Regions from separate parts of the Homo sapiens genome. Here region 2 is linked to region 1. The links are chromatin loops, found by intact Hi-C in ENCODE. Cell type or tissue: mammary epithelial cell. All regions are shown on one strand. Links, peaks and the distances in the headings refer to the core of each region. The heading gives the core; the rest is flanking DNA.

Region 1 (2,922 bases), core at 262-2,761:
AGGCAGAACTAATAATACTCACTAATGAGTTACATACACAGAGAGAGGAAAGTGAAGAACTAAAGGGTGACTCCCAAATTTCCAGCCTAAACAACTGGGTGGAGAGTTAAGACACTTCGGGTTTTCTATGTTGCTATTTTTTTCTACAATAATGACTTAAATGGTTATGCAGTCAGTTGACATAGGGTAAGTTACTTAATCATTACTTTATGTTGAAGGTTTGCATTGAAAGTTGATTTGCATCCAGCTTTATCTTTTACCGTAACCTCAATAGTTAACCTCTAAGTACATTAAAGTTTTGTGTATTTTAGATTCTTTTTTAGGGGTGAGTGAGTGGATTCCTAGAAATGGAATAAGTGGGTCAAAGCATTTCAGTGATGTCTTTTTTTTTTCTCCAGAGTTCATTTCTCCTCTAGGCAGAAAGTAGAATGTGAAATGTGGAAGAAATACCTTCACAAAGAACAATGTATTTTGCTTTGGTGAAATGTCAAAGTCTCCTTAAGGTGGCTCCTAATAATAGCAACAGTCAACCTTTATATGATGCTTAATATGTGCCAGACACTATTCTAGGCACTTTATATATGCATTAACTAATGTAGTCTCACAACAGTTCTATAAAGTAGAGACGAATACTATTCCCATTTTACATACGAGAAAACTGAGGGAGAGAAGCTAAGTTGCTTCTAAGAACATGAACAGCTTTATAGAATTCACTGTGTCTGTGGAACAGATGATGCTAAGACATTTGTTTCATGCATTTGTTCACCATAGGTACCTTATTTGGACCCGCAGAAAAAAAACATTACTTACTTTTGCACCAAATAATCCTTATGCTTACTGAAATGGCAGATTTGTATCTGATGAGTTTTGTACCAGATAATCATTGTGTTGCTCCTAAGCAAATGGCAGATTTTTATTGGTAAGATTTTATAACTGATTAAGTTCTACCTCCTAGAAAATCTGGAGCCAAATGTCTAACCCATTTGTGGCAAGTGTCTAAATCTTTATGCCATCATGTTTATCTTCATTCCTGCATCTCCATTATGCCTCCTCCTATCTCCTTTTCTCTTTTACATTTAATTTTAATTTATACAGTGGTGGATTTTATATATCCTTGAAAGCTTCCTGACCGTAAGAGATATAAATAAGTACAGGAGTCTCCCCCTTATTCACAAGAGATATGTTCCAAAACCCCCAGTGGACGCTTGACACCAAAGCCTATATATACTAAGTATACTACGTTTTTTTGATCTGATGGCCAGACAGCTACTAAGTGACTAACAGGTGGGTAGTGCCTGCAGCGTGAATACACTGAACAAAGGGAGGATTCAAGTCCTGGGCAGGATGGAGCTGGGCAGGATGGAGCTGGAAAGCACAGGATTTCATGACACTACCCAGAAGGGCACAAGATTTAAATCTTAGTAATTGTTTATTTCTGAGATTTTCCATTTCATATTTTTGGACTGTGGCCGACTGTAGGTAACTGAAACTGTGGAAAGTGAAACAACAGGTAAAGGAGGGACGACTGCAAACAGACTCAGGGAAGCCAAAAAAATAAAAGAATATCAATATAAAAACAACTCAGGCTGTGTATACAACTTCCCCAGGATTAATTTTATGGGTATATATTCATTGATTGTTTGTTTGCTCTTAACAACCTTCTCTACCACTTTCAATTTTTTAAGGTTGTGCATATTCTATGGATTTGATCAGGAAATGGTGCCTGAAAGAGCTCCCCAGCCCCACTCCTTTCCTACCTATCCCCAGGGAGCCCTAGGACAACTACTAAATAATAAAAATAATAATCCTTAAAATACTAATATAGTTTTTAGACAATAATGGCACTTATTAAGTGCTTACCACTATTCTGAGTATTAGAGCTTAGGCACTATTCTTAGTACTTTATAAAAAATTACTTTATTTAATTCTTACAAAACAACACTATGAGGGTGCTACTCTCATTATGCACAGGTTACAGATGAAGAAACAGGTTTCAGGGAGTTAAGCGACTTCTCCAATGATGCAGAGCTAGTAAGTGGCAGACCTGAATTTTGAACTAGGTTTGTTGAGCGCACAAATCTTTATTGTTAACCACACAATAGTTTCTCATATTCCTGGAATAATGAGATCCCAACTTTATCTAAAATTATTTCTGATTTTTCTTCTTACCTTTGCCTGTCCTGATGTAACTGTTACCTGAACTAATCAGTTAGTCATATAATTAGAAGAAATAAATGAGCATTTACTGAATTTCTCCTTTAGACTAGGTGTGGAACTAGGCACTTTCAACATTATTCATTTAAACCTGACAACAATTTCATGAAGTTGGTATTATTGTTCATATTTTAAACTTGAACATGTTGGGACTCAAAAAGTTTATGGTACTAATACAAGGTCACAAAACTAGTAATGGGCAAATCCAGGGTTGAATCTGAGTTCCTCCAAGTTCATGTTCTGTTTTCTTTCCATTTGTTTCACTAGCAGAGTATAAGCATGACCTTGGGAAAATTACAACTTTAATGCACCTCAACCTTAATATCAGTAAAATGGAATAACAAGGCTTCCCTTAAATTTCCTTGACTGAGTGCTAGAGATGAGCACATATAATTATCAGATAGGGATATGCTTTGGAATTTACTGCCCACTGCCCTTTCTGGGTTACTCTTCACAAAGGATTTTTGGTGTCCTAGAAGGCAACTTACCTCTGGGGATGTGGTCACATCTATAAGCTGACTTTGAGTTATTCTGATAAGGGGAAGCCACTGGGAGCATGATGGAGCCACACGCAGCAGGGCCCGTGCAGTGAAGCACAAGGATGGGCTGCCTCAGTGTGGGCCAACACCCACAATGACAGTGTTTGCAGGGGCAGCGTCGTTGCCACTGCATCCTTCATTGCCATCCCTTACCCCTATTGCATTTGCA
Region 2 (2,922 bases), core at 335-2,834, 410 kb before region 1:
TCTTCGCACTTGAATCAGCAACATGACACAGGACTTTGGCATCAGGTGAGTCCCATGAGCCAGGCACAGGACCAGGCTCTGACTACTGGGCCACTGAAAGAGAGTCCAGTTGTGGTCTCATCACTTGACAAGGACAAAAAGTAAGGTCAGGATACTCAAACCTGGCAAATTCTTCTCCAGAGTCCACTGAGTGAATGTATTCTCAGAGGCATGTCAAACTTTTAGAAGTAGTTACCTACTTAATTCAGAAAAATTGCTTACTTTATTCCAATAATTCCCCTACTCTGACCTGTTCATAGACTTTGTATTTTAACATCAAGGATTCAATTTCTCTCTACTGCTTAAGGAAAAGGCATCTCACAAGTCCTCTCCGGGACAAGTGTCTCAGTGTAGTATAATACCTAACAGCAGTGCCAACAATTAACATCTGACTAGATCATTACTGCTTAAACCCATAGTCTGTTTAACTCCATTTCGGTCTCACAGCAACTCAAGGAGGGAGGCATAACTATTATCCTCATTTTACAGATGAGAAGGCTGGAGCTCAGAGAGGTTAAGTGACTTGCCCAAGGTCACACAACTAGTAACTAGGGGAGCTGTCTCCCTGACCCCTCCCCAAATCTTATATCCTAACTGCCATAATAATGATAATGAACAATAGTAACAATATAAAAACACAGAGCACCTGAGAGATGGAAAGAATTGACTACTAGAAGACATGCACAAGTCTGATTCATGCATAAACAGCTGGATTCAGAACAACTATTATTATTAACAATTCTCTCCTCTCAACCTACTGCTCCCTCTACTATTACTCCCCTGCCCTCATGGACTTCAGCCTTGTTTGTCCCTAGAATAATGAGATGGATTTCCCAAGAATACTGAACCATGTTTTCCAATTTTAAAAACATTTCCTTAAAAATGGAGAGAGTAACCTGCAGTGAAATGATCAGGTGTTCATGCTTGTTGTGGAATCAGCAGCAGCAGAGTCATCAGGGAGAGATGCAGACTCTCAGGACTTGCCCCAGACCTCCTGAATCAGAGTCCAGCATTGAACAAGTCCCCTAGGTGACTGGTCCACACAGTCTGCAGTTCCTAACCAGCTCCCAGGTGAGCCCAACACTGTTGGTCTGTGGATTCTGCTTCAGCAGCAGGGTTCTAGAATGGGTATATCTTCCACTCCTCTGCCAACACACTAGGCTTCAGATCTCAGTGCTGTGGCAGAGCCCATTAAGTTGATCATATCCTATAGTCTATGCTGACTCCTCCTGCCAGCACCTTCCACCTGAGGGAAGGTGGGAGAGCAGGAGAGGCTCTTTGAATCCCTCTAGGCACCTGCCCTGCAGAGGTACCTGGGATTTATGGCTTCAAAAGGGGTCCACTAAGCTTCACAGTGGAAGTCTCTCAGCCTGCCTACTTGTGGCAGTGGGAAAAGTATCTATGAAGCTGGTTCTAGGTGTCTCTCTGTAAAAATGTCAGGGCAGGGAATAACTGGGATAAGCTATGTCTCCAGTAGATCTTATGTCCTTCCAGTGAGTGGCCCTAGAGCTGCATCAGGTAAATATGGCATATTTTATAGAAGGTTGTATAGGACATCCGTCTGGGCATAACTGGCCTCTCCATGTTGATTCTGACATGCCCATTTCCTCTTTGTACACATAAGCCATGCTGCAATTCCCTGTCAACCTGGCCTGTGTCCCAGGGATCTGCCCGCGCTTGTCTATTCTGTGTCAGCTTCCCCCTGCAGCTCTGTTGTGTCTCCTGGTTCCTGGGCTCCTGGCATGGGATCCAATGCCCTGTGTCTGAGTTTTGCTCTCCTGATATTTTATCACCTAGATATCAATCTAGGTGGCAAGCATCCTTTTTCTTGTTGCTTCCTTGACCCTGGAACCAAAAAGGCAATGCAGTTAGAGACACTTGAAGGTCTTGTGTCCCGAGAAGGATTTAATTCATTCAAACCAGAACTGTTATCATTCCACCAGGACAGAATCTTTTTCTCCCTCATGGAGCTTTCCCAATTCAGGATAAAGCATCATCACCGATGTAGTTGCTCATGTTGAAATCCCAGGCAGAATTCATTCCCGAATGCCGCCTTCCATTACGCCCACATCCAGTCCATCAGCAAGGCCTGTCAGCTCTTTTTCCAGAATATGTCTTACGTGTGCACACTGCACTTCCTGTTTATCAACACTGCTCTGATCCACCATCTCTAGGTTATAGCTGTCCCCAACTGGCCTCCCTACTACCAGTCTTGCCCTTCACAAAGAAGCCAGAGTGATCTTCTCAAAATCACTTCTCAGATTATCACTGTAATCTCTCCCCTTCCCCATTTAAAAACACTCAAAATCCAAACAGAACATCATGAACTTTGACCTTTGTCTCCTTCTCTACCTCTATGTCTTCCTATTCATTCATTAAATGAATGAAAACTTCTCAACTCACTCACTCTACTCCAGCCCCATGGGCTCCTCCCATCGATGGGCCTCATTGTGGCCTCTTCTCTCCATCTGAAACTCTCTTTCCAGGATCACGTGGCTAACTTTCTCTGCTGAAGCATAATCTTTGAACAGACCTCAAAGATTTTGTCCAAAGACAGAACCTCCTCTGACCACGTTATCTGAAGCAAGTTGTCATACCAACCTCATATTATAATGTTCTCTAGGCCTGTTGCTACTGGAATCATCTTGTTAATGTTTCTTTTTCTTTGCTCCTGTATATATCACCACTGGAATATGAGCTTTAGAGAGCAATTACCTCATCTATTTTGTTCATACATTATAGATCCTCCACAAACTGAAGGAAATGACGGCAGAAGATATGACAAGTGCCATCTTCATTTCTGTGTTAATTCCTTTATTTTTATTTATTTATTTATTTATTTATTTTGAGATGGAGTCTTGCTCTGTCGTCCAGGCTGGAGTG

What was found. A loop is a pair of places that touch in the nucleus more often than their neighbours do. Peaks named below come from ENCODE experiments on the same cell type or tissue, not always from the same donor. Only the 100,000 strongest peaks of a DNase experiment are listed, where the experiment ranks them.
Region 2: it touches region 1 in a loop (2.9-fold over the local background); 1 of 110 quality-filtered maps calls a loop at or near these places.

The regions. Positions count from the first base shown.
Region 1 is chr15:47,386,899-47,389,820 of GRCh38, reverse strand. It overlaps a transcript of SEMA6D not described here. Among named protein-coding and RNA genes, the nearest start is that of SEMA6D, 330 kb to the left of the region's middle. In mammary epithelial cell, for the core only: no CTCF peak of the experiment used is centred there; a DNase peak (open chromatin) is centred at 1,350; H3K27ac peaks cover 716 bases.
Region 2 is chr15:47,800,507-47,803,428 of GRCh38, reverse strand. LINC01491 (long intergenic non-protein coding RNA 1491) reads left to right here. Exons shown (of 5, transcript NR_120336.1): 5 at 1-45. Among named protein-coding and RNA genes, the nearest start is that of LINC01491, 44 kb to the left of the region's middle. In mammary epithelial cell, for the core only: no CTCF peak of the experiment used is centred there; a DNase peak (open chromatin) is centred at 1,708; H3K27ac peaks cover 1,571 bases.